Linked DNA regions of Homo sapiens: region 1 is linked to region 2. The links are chromatin loops, found by intact Hi-C in ENCODE. Cell type or tissue: Calu3. All regions are shown on one strand. Each heading gives the region's core, and the rest is flanking DNA. Links, peaks and the distances in the headings are about the cores only.

Region 1 (5,386 bases), core at 255-5,254, 310 kb before region 2:
CAGAGTTGCATGTCAGAATTATCTGAGAATCTTTAAGAAATACATATGCCTGCCCACTCAGCCTATTCTTGGAAAATATGATTCAGAAAAACAAGATACTTAGGAAGGCTCCAGCCTTGTTAGTTTGAAAAAGCAAGTGATTCTGACTAAGAAACTATGGGTGTTTAAGAACCACTGCAAAAATTACTGCCCTTGCTTATGCACTAGTGCTATAGTCTAATCTACAAGAAAAACTTAGTGGTGGTTGTGAAGAAAGCCTCATCTTAATAGAGGCTTGCCAAAATATGTTTCTACAGTAAAGTCAGTCCACGATTTGTAACTATCTTGTACTTATTGTAAGAAAATTTTATTTGAAGATAATAGGATGAAATAATACAAGGGAAAAAAAGTGACCATGAGTGGAAAGCAAGATTGATATCTTAGAAATGGCATTCTTACATAATAATATAACAAGTATGTTTATTCTCAACTGAGAAAACTTTCATCTACTATTGAATAACTTCGTGAGAGGTTTATGAACATGAAGTTTATCAGCCAATACCAACATATTTTATTGAAGAGCTTGAATCTCCCCCATTGTAATCCAAGTTATAATCAGGGCCAACAATGGAAATACAACATCTGACCCAAAAATACTCTAGATCAAGTGCCATGATAGCAAGCAAGAGCTTTTAGAGATTTATCATTGTAATACTTCTCATATTAAAAAAAAAATAGGGCCAGCCGTGGTGACTCACACCTGTAATCCCAGCACTTTGAGAGGCTTAGGTGGGCAGATCATGAGGTCAGGAGACCGAGACCATCCTGGCCAACGTGGTGAAACCCCATCTCTATTAAAAACACAAAAATTAGTTGGGCATGGTAGCATGCACTTGTAGTCCCAGCTACTCGGGAGGCTGAGGCAGGAGAACCAGCTGAACCTGGGAGATGGAGGTTGCAGTGAGCCAAGATTGCACCACTGCACTCCAGCCTGACGACAGAGCAAGACTCTGTCTCAAAAAAACAAATAATAAAAATAATGCCATAGGACTTGTCTCAGTTGTATTAGTATGACATCTGTAGTTATTTTAGTCTTGATCTTACTATAACTTTGGACTGAGTATAAAAGCCTCAAAATTTCAACAAACACAACTGTGTTCCCCTTTGTAACCTAAAGAAATGACTTGGCTGAGATTAGCAGTGAGAGCACCTTTACTTCTCTTATCTGTCCTCAACCCTTAAACCTGGCTCCATTGTGGGTTGTCATTAAGTACTCAGTGAATTGTGTTGAATAAATTAAAAAGAAAAGTCTTGAGCTGAAACAAATTCCTGACACATAGTAGTCTGTAATAAAATATGTTGACTGATAGTGTTACTTGAAGTTATTTTTCCTGAATATTGTAAATGAACCCTCTTTTTGGTCATATAAAAAAAAGCATATTGTATAACTTGGGGACATGCTATAACATATACTATTAGTTATTTTATGACTTCAGAACAAGCTAATAAAGGAATAAAACTATATGAATATTCCCCCCTGGCTATAATTTTCTAGAGAGAATAGGAATGATAGAATCAGTTTAAAAGTAAAAAAGCATTGGCATATTGTACTCTCAAAGAATTTGGTCTTCAGTAATTGTTTGTTTCCTCCCTTTCCCTCCCCCATTTTTTTCCCTGGCTTAGTACACCAGTCCAGTAGTTAGTTCAGAATATGTAAAGGTAACTTTTTATCATCCACAGTCAGATTAATGACTTTGTTGACAATCTACATTCTCAGAAAGGCATCTAAATGTTGTGGTACTTGTTGTTTCGTACATTTAGTATATTTCTGTTTAATAAGGAAATGTAAGGCAAAAATAATACATGATTGCCATTTGTGTGATTAACTTTTTTTTGCACATCTGATAATAAACCCATCAGGAAGTTATTTCAAATACATTTATATTTTTAAAAACAGATCTAGTTTGTTTATTTGTTCATTCAGAAACATTTATTGGGGCTTTATGTGTGCCAAGTACTATTGCGAGTCTCTGCTTTCACAGAGCTTAAATTCTAGTGAGGGAGAGAACATAAATAAATACTATGAGAAATGAGTGGTACTGAGATAAAAGGAAAAGGGGAGGGAAGAGGCTTATTTAGGATAGGTTGGTCAAGAACAGCATCTCTAAGGATGTATGTGTCATTTGAACAGTTGTTGAAAAGAATAATGCCTTTTTGTCTAGTCCAACAGACATTAACTGACTACCTAATCTGTACCAGGCATAGGCTGGGTTTGGGGGGTTCAAAGATAAATAAGACAGTTCCTGCCTTCAAAGAGCTCAGTCTACTAGGTGGGACAGACATATATAGGATAGCAAAAGTAATAGTAGAACTCTCAAGATACAGTAGAAACTGAAATTGATCAGTTCTCTCTGAGGGTGTCAAGCCTCAGAGGTGATTCTTGATCTGAGTGGTGATGTCAGTGAGAGTGTCCTGGGCACACAAGGGGTGCAGGGCATCCTAGGCAAAGACAGGAGTCATGTAGTCAAAGACATAGAAGCATGGAAAGGAAGTAGAGTGGGGGCGTGGGAGCTGCAGCTAGTTAAAGATTATAGAAGGGTAAGATGAAGCTTGAGAAATTGGCAGAGTCAAGTGAGTGCCTGGCATAGCTTAGTAAGTCACTGCTTTGTACTTACTATCTCCCACTTTATCTCCCACTATGCAATTCAAATACAACTTAAATATAGCATGTGGTGCTCTATCTCATACTGTGTGTGTGTGTGTGTGTGTGTGTGTGTGTCCATGTCTATAAAGCATATGTTTGAACTTTCATGTTTCTCATGAGAGAGGCTTCTGATATATTCAAATAATAAAATGTTTTTTTCTGTTTTTGTTTTTTCTTCTTTTGCTTTTAGGGAAATCAATATTATGTAGCAAAGAAGTTCCAGCACAAGACTTGAGAAAACTCTGTGAGAGACTCAGGGGTATGGATTCTAGCACTCCCAAGTTAACAAGTGATATACAAGGGCATGCTTCTCATCAACCAGCTATTTCAGAGAAGACTGACCATAAAGCTTCTTGCCTCGTTCAAACACCTCCAGGACAATACTCAGGGAATTCATTTAAAAAGGGGGATAGTAATAGCTGTGAGCATTGTTTTGATGAGTATAATACCAATTTAGAAGGCTGGAATGAGGTACCTGATGAAGCTTATGACCTGCTTGATAAACTTCTAGATCTAAATCCAGCTTCAAGAATAACAGCAGAAGAAGCTTTGTTGCATCCATTTTTTAAAGATATGAGCTTGTGATAATGGATCTTCATTTAATGTTTACTGTTATGAGGTAGAATAAAAAAGAATACTTTGTAATAGCCACAAGTTCTTGTTTAGAGACCAGAGCAGGATTAATAATTTATTTTAACATTTTAGTGTTTGGTGGCACATTCTAAAATATAGATTAAGAATACTTAAAATGCCTGGGATAGTTCTTGGGACTAACAACATGATCTTCTTTGAGTTAAACCTACCTAAGTAGATTTTAGGTGGGTTCCTATTAGGTCAGATTTTTAGCTTCCCTAATTACCTTTCACTGACATATACAGAAAAAGGAGCAGTTTTAGTTTTAATTAATTAAAATTAACAGATGTGATGAGGATTAAATGAATCAAAAGACTTAATTTGTAGATTCTTTTAGAGTTATGAGCTAGGTATAGTTTGGGGAAACTCAACCTGGTGCTGGTGCTCTTAACAATTTTGTAAATAAAGAAGATAATTTCCTTTTCTAGAGGTACATATTAGGCCTTTTATGAACACTAAAACAATGAGGAAATGTTGGTCATGGGGCAAAGTATCACTTAAAATTGAATTCATCCATTTTTAAAAAACACTTCATGAAAGCATTCTGGTGTGAATTGCCATTTTTTTCTTACTGGCTTCTCAATTTTCTTCCTTCTCTGCCCCTACCTAAAACATTCTCCTCGGAAATTACATGGTGCTGACCACAAAGTTTCTGGATGTTTTATTAAATATTGTACGTGTTTACAGTTGGGAATTTAAAATAATACATACACTGGTTGATAAAGGGAAGCTGCAGGACCAAGGTGAAGATTGATAGTCCAAATGCTTTTCTTTTTTGAGTTGTATATTTTTTCACACCATCTTAGATATAATTAGGTAGCTGCTGAAAGGAAAAGTGAATACAGAATTGACGGTATTATTGGAGATTTTTCCTCTGCGTAGAGCCATCCAGATCTCTGTATCCTGTTTTGACTAAGTCTTAGGTGGGTTGGGAAGACAGATAATGAAGTAGGCAAAGAGAAAAGGACCCAAGATAGAGGTTTATATTCAGAAATGGTATATATCAATGACAGCATATCAAACTTCCTATGGGAAAAAGTCTGGTGGGTGGTCAGCTGACAGATTTCCCATTTAGTAGTCATAGAATACAGAAATAGTTTAGGGACATGTATTCATTTTGTTATTTTGAGCATTGATAGGTCAGTATATCTACCTAATCTGTTTGGTAAGTATAGGATATATAAACCATTACCATTGATCTGTCTTATGCCATAATCTTAAAAAAAATTTGAATGCTCTTGAATTTGTATATTCAATAAAGTTATCCTTTTATATTTTTTATGTCAGACTACTCATTTGAAAAATAGCTTTTTTTTTTAATTGACAACTGGGAATATTTTTCTTTTGAGATGGGTGAATGGTGATATTCTTTCAGCAAATAGTATGTTAATGAAACAGTCATGTTAACATATATTCAGAAATTAAAGAGGAAGAAAAATTTACCCAAAGGGTAGATAAGGAGACATTCTCTAAGAAAGTTTAATATTCAGGGCTGTTGTTTTAACTTTCATTAATGGCAAAGAACTTGGTTGATATTGAGGGGGAAGTAAAAGGGAGCTAGTGTTTTTAAATATACCCAGTGTTACAAATTAGTTCTCGGGGAATTTCAGTCCCACTGAAGAATATTGCCTCAATTTTGGACAAATATTCCCAATGTGCTAAATCAGAATTGGCAGGGAGCTTTTATATGCGTATTCTTTAGATTTTTAAGCCTTCTGAAGACCATTTTAAATAATGGGAAATGTCTCTAAAATATTTGAATTTCTAAGGATAGACTAAGAAGGTAACTAGTTAATGCCATTTCCTCTTAATCAGCTATTTTTCACTGTCAGTTTTTAAAAATTCCTAGTGCTCAGGCTCGATAAAACTGTTAAGGGTATTTTCATTTAAAAAGCCTTAGACATTTAGAACTATTAATATAACAAGCTACAAGTATTGGTTTTTGAAGCAGGCTGAGCTCTCTGGCATTTTTAATGAAACTTCCTTATAAGGAGATGATTATAGTTGTCTTAATGACCTAAATATGTGGCTCAATAATGGTTATTCCAAAGAATTAATCATGGTTTACTT
Region 2 (5,386 bases), core at 329-5,328:
TTAAGGCTTCTTTGTATGCACGCCGCATGAGATAATTCATTAACGAAGAAAAAGTTACTGGTTATGATAACACAGTCCCTGGCACACAGTAAGCACTTGGTAAATGTTTACTGAATGACTACAGGAAATATCTGAGTGCTGGACAGAGGAACAAAGCCTCAACTCTCCCAGGTTTACTTTTTTAGCCAACCTGTTAACAACAATAATAGTGCATGTCATCAAAGAGCTGGAAAGGAGCTGGCTTCAGTAAGGCTGCAGTCACTCACTACTCAGTGAATGAATCGATCCATTCAGTTTCTCTGACCCCCATCCAGAATACAAGGTAGTTATGGCCAGCACAGGCATAACTCCCAACGGACTTGTTATTAACCACACTGGGTAACTATGAATGGATGCAGAGACACCAGTTCAGTTCAGCTGCAGACTGTCCGGAACATTATCTTGGTTAATCATCTACTCCAGGGTACCGGCTCTTCAGATCACGCTGAGGTCTGCTTCTCAAAGCCTGACAGGATCAGAACTGTACAACCTCTCACAGTCTTCTTTATCCCTTCCCCAAGATAACTCGTCATGATCGCTATAGAATAAACCTGAAAGGGTTTACTTACTACCCTAATTACAATTACTCAGGGTGAAGCACTGGATTCTCCTGCACCATGAAGAACTTTCAAATGTAACCATGCACACCTCCTCTTCCCCTAACTCCACACCCCCGTCAATATTTTGGCTTCATTAACTAGTCAAAGGAAAAAGAGTTTGCCAAATGGCAAACTCATATTTCACACAGGTATCTCAGCCAAGACAGGAAGGAAACATCAAATCCATAGCCCAGTGTATAAATGTTCAGCACTGAAATGAATGAAAACGAACAGGACACTTGTGGTTACGCTTTGACTTAAATCCTTAGTTAAAGGGAAACTAAAGCTGATCCAGTTCAGTTTATCAACAGGAGAGTTCATAAGGAATTATCATGAGCAAACAGGGGCAGCCACCCCCGAAACTGTAGTTGCCTTAAGCAGAAACGGAGGTGCAAGTGAACTTAGCTGTGAAAGGGTCCCTCTGGATGGTCACCTCCACAGAAGCAGCAGCTGCTCAAGCCCCAAGGCACACTACTAAAGTTAAGGAGTGAAAGGCTGCTGGGGTAGAGGAAGACCGAAATTCTTCCAGGAAGGAATTCTAGTTTAAGCCTGTATTACTGTCACTGCAGTTCCAGGACCCTCCCACTGCAGGTCCCTCTCTCCCAATTCCCTGGCATCTAGTCAGACCAGGAAGAGCAGGTGAGGGACCTCAAGGACTCCTCAATGCAGTGAGTGGGTGTTTGAAGCTTTAAGGCTAAAGCTGACTTATACGTACGTGAAGGAGTCCCTCTTTTTCTGACCATCTTCCTGGGCATGTGTCCTGCTGGCAAATCACCAATGCCAGCACTCTCTACCTCCCAACCCCGCCCCCTCCACCATGACACCTGGGCCATGACCCAAGCAGACATGCAGTAACAAGGCACAGTGTGGCTGGGCACGATGGCTCACACCTGTAATCCCAGCACTGTGGGAGGGTGAGGTGGGCAGATCACTTGAGGTCAGGAGTTCAAGACCAGCCTGGAGAGCATGGTGAAACCCCGTCTCTTCTAAAAATACAAATATTAGCCAGGTGTGGTGGCACGCACCTGTAATCCCAGCTACTCATAAGGCTGAGGCACAAGAATCACTTGAACCCAGGAGGCAGAGGTTGCAGTGAGCTGAGATTGCCCCACTGCACTCTAGCCTGAGCAACAGAGCGAGACTCGAAGGTCTTCAAAAAAACAAACAAACAAAAAAAAAAAAACAAGGCATGGTGTGGGGAAGAGAGCCACAGGATGGCATCAGAAGACCCATGCACTGGCTGTGGTTCTGACAAAGTGACACCAAAGGGCACATATGCTAGAAGGGTCCAGCCATAGAATCATAGAACCTGTGAATACCAGAAGCACCCAGAACATAGCAGTCCCCTCAAAGGAAGCTCTGAGATTCAAAGTGTGCTCCAAGATGATGTCCATGGCTCACCAATTCCCATGGAGAGTTAAAACTACCAAGGATGCTTTGGACACAAGAAAACAATCACTATGAAAGCAAGGACTCTAAGGGGACAACAAACTCCAAACTCAGTTGTTCCAGACAAGGGGTTTTTTTTTGTTTTGTTTTGTTTTGTTTAGAGACAGGATCTTGCTATATTGCCCAGGCTGGAATACAGTGTCTATTCATAGGCACAATCCCACTACTGATCAGGATGGGAGTTTCGACCTGCTCCATTTCTGACCTGGCCAGTTCATCTCTCCTTAGGCAATCTGGCAGTCCCCTGGGAGTCCCCAGGGAAGTCACCACACTGACGCTGAACTTAGTGCAGACACCTGATTGGCATAGTGCACTACAACAGCCCAGAACTCCCGGGCTCAAGTGATTCTCCTGCCTCTTGAGTACAGACCCAAATGATCGTTACAGTTTACATAAAGGCAGGGCCTGAAATAAAATTTTCAAAAAGCTAGATCTTTGGTACTCAACACTCTTTCCATCTAAAACCAGAACTAGAGGCCAGACCTGAGCAATACAAGGCTGTGTTCCAAAAACTGCCAATACTAGTACCATGTTCTTTGCCTCTGTCTTTCTCTGGCATAACCAAGATCAGCTCAGCCTGGCAGGGTTATGCTTGGTGAAGAGGGATACAGGCAATCGGGACTTGGTGCTCGTCCCCAAGGGCAGAATACTTCCTGGCTACTTGTGTTTGGTATGTCTTTGTTTTGGTTTAGCCCTGGCAATCTGGCAGGCAGTCGATTTCCAGGGGGAGCTCTGTCCACGGTATGGATGCCCCAGGCTTGAGGTCCTCATTCATTTTCATAAACAAAGCCCAGTTGCCACAGTGACTGGTGCTGCAAGCAGCTGCTAAATAACAGAGGTCACCCAGAGCTTTCTCTGGGTTCTACAGTCTGTTCCTAGGCTTCTGTGAACAGTGAGTGGGTCAACGGGAGCTGCAGTCATACCAGCCAGTACTTTATATGGGAGTCTGCCCCCTGAGGAGAAACTCCCAAGAAAGCTGCCAGATACACAAGTGATTTCAGGTGGGGTCCAATACCCCACCCCTGACAGATCTCGGTCTGGGGCACAGGAAGAATGAAGGGCATAAGGAGTAGCAACTTCCTCCTTGTGGCTTCAACAGTCCCCAGAGCAGTGAGAGGGCACAGGGTCAGAGCTTGGTGCAAAAGGAATGATCCTGGAAAAGTGAGTGTGGAGTTGGGCCAGTGCTGCTTCTGCACCCTGTGTGCCGATCAGACGCTTTCTCCCTGTCCCACTTAGGTGGGAAACGGCTCTCACCACCCCCATAGCAGGAAGCACAACACGCCTCCCACCCAGTACACACAGGTAAAAACTTCTGGACTGGAGTCCCAAAGGTCTCTTCAAGTTAGAAATCATCACCATTGTGTTTCCACCTCCCCAAGGCAAGCCTGTCCAAAGGCCACAAGATCTGCTAGACCTCACAAGCTGGGGCACAACCTGCACCATGCCCACCTGCCTGGGTTGTTCATTTGTTAAAACCAGTAATAGTTTGTCTTTTACTCTGCAAAGTACAGCTTCTGTCCTCAAGGTAGATCATTTCAGACAAAAACAATTTAAAAAAAAAAACTGCACTATAAGGCAGGTCCTCTTCGCTCTTGCAAAACCAAGTCACCTTGGCTAGAGCCCAAGGAAGCTGTAAAATAGAAGTGAGCATAAACGTCACTTAGTCTTTAGACTCATTCCCATGTTAACATGGAATAATAAACATTCTTCGACCCCAGTGCCAGTTCCAGAAATAAGTGATCATTTAAAACTTAAGCAAAATTAAGGTTTACCATTCCCAGAAACATATGCTTCTGTCTTTATCAACCATGAACCAACTAAACCACTACAAGGAAAGGAAAATGGAAATGAAAGGTCCCTAATTCGCAGTGTAACTCAAAGGTAAACCTGCAGATTTGGGTCAAACACGCAACCAGGACCCAAATGTTTTATACACAGGATTTTTTGTGTTATTTCCACCACTGTAGTTTATTACAGGCCAGAAGAAACCTAAACAGTTAAGAAGTTTGTCCTTAGGCAAATAGTTCAATAATTTAGACTTCAAAGACTCCATATTAACCTCTGTTTACACAAAGTAATGTGTTTCCTTTGCCTGCTGAACATCAAAACACGTAACAATTAATTACCTCTATTTTTGAAAACGACGTAAGTCCTGTGAAATATAATAGCCAACACATTTTAAGCAGAGGGAAAAAAGCATGTTCAAAATCTGCTGCATTCTCTGTAGAGACAAAGTAATAACAAAACATCCATGGAATTTAATTAACATAGAAAATTATTTAAAAACAAAAACTTTTCTCCTTAAAATTGTCATTTTTCTTTCTGTATTATCTATTTTTTTCCATGTTGCCTTATGAACACAGTGAATCTAATAATAGAGCAGACTGGCTTTTATATCCCTTTACTTAAAAATTCAACAAAGTTAAAATTCCACGTAAAGGTAAAGCTTAGATAATTCAAAGTTATGTCATGTTCTAACTAGTCAGCTCTCCTGAGAGCATTCCTAGTCCATCATTAACCAATAATTAATGGCTAATTTCCTAGAAATTAACTCTATATCCTGTATAGGGAAGTGTAAATGGAAAAACAGCTAGTGGCCCTAAATGAGAGAGAGCTTTGCAAATACTAAGGTCATCTTTGATATACAGAGACAATCGATATTCCTTTGAATTTGTACAGGAATTTTAAATTTGCATTTTTTCCCCATTATATGACCCTCAAAATAACCACATTTGGCTAATAATAACATTATTATCTATGGAGTGTTTACTATTGTGCAAGGGTCTCTTCTAAGCATTTGACATGTATTAACATGTTTATTCCTCACAACAACCTTGAGATACACTATTATTGGCCGCACTTTACAGATGAAAGAACTAAGGTAGAGTGATATTAAGTAACTCACTCAAAGTCATAAAATTATTGAATCAAGTGATTAAGCCAAACCAGACAGCAGGGGGAAGGTAGAACCTAGACTAGAAGGCAGTCCAGCCTCCTGGGTTCCAAAATCGAAGGGAGTTTCTTCTCAGAGAAAACTCTGAATCGGGGTCACGCATGGTGGCTCACACCTGTAATCCCAGCACTTTGGGAGGCCGAGGCAGGCGGATCACATGAGGCCAGGAGTTCAAGACCAGCCTGGCCAACATGGCGAAACCCTGTCTCTATTAAAAATACAAAAATTATATAAAAATATAAAAATGGTACATGCCTGTAATTCCAGCTACTCAGGAGACTGATGCAGGAGAATCACTTGAACCCGGGAGGTGGAGGTTGCAGTGAGCCCAGATCACACCACTACA

The links. Peaks named below come from ENCODE experiments on the same cell type or tissue, not always from the same donor. Only the 100,000 strongest peaks of a DNase experiment are listed, where the experiment ranks them.
Region 1: it touches region 2 in a loop (3-fold over the local background); 2 of 110 quality-filtered maps call a loop at or near these places.

The regions. Positions count from the first base shown.
Region 1 is chr1:91,521,168-91,526,553 of GRCh38, forward strand. It overlaps CDC7 (cell division cycle 7), which reads left to right. Exons shown (of 12, transcript NM_003503.4): 12 at 2,874-4,597. The coding sequence ends at 3,268. The region is part of intron 4 of LOC102723436 (a long non-coding RNA gene); the gene reads right to left. Among named protein-coding and RNA genes, the nearest start is that of CDC7, 23 kb to the left of the region's middle. RefSeq lists an enhancer at 2,493-2,562. In Calu3, for the core only: no CTCF peak of the experiment used is centred there; a DNase peak (open chromatin) is centred at 2,544.
Region 2 is chr1:91,827,588-91,832,973 of GRCh38, forward strand. The region is part of intron 2 of TGFBR3 (transforming growth factor beta receptor 3); the gene reads right to left. It also overlaps the pseudogene RN7SL653P. Among named protein-coding and RNA genes, the nearest start is that of TGFBR3, 56 kb to the right of the region's middle. In Calu3, for the core only: CTCF peaks have their summits at 2,853 and 3,065; DNase peaks (open chromatin) are centred at 1,444 and 2,814.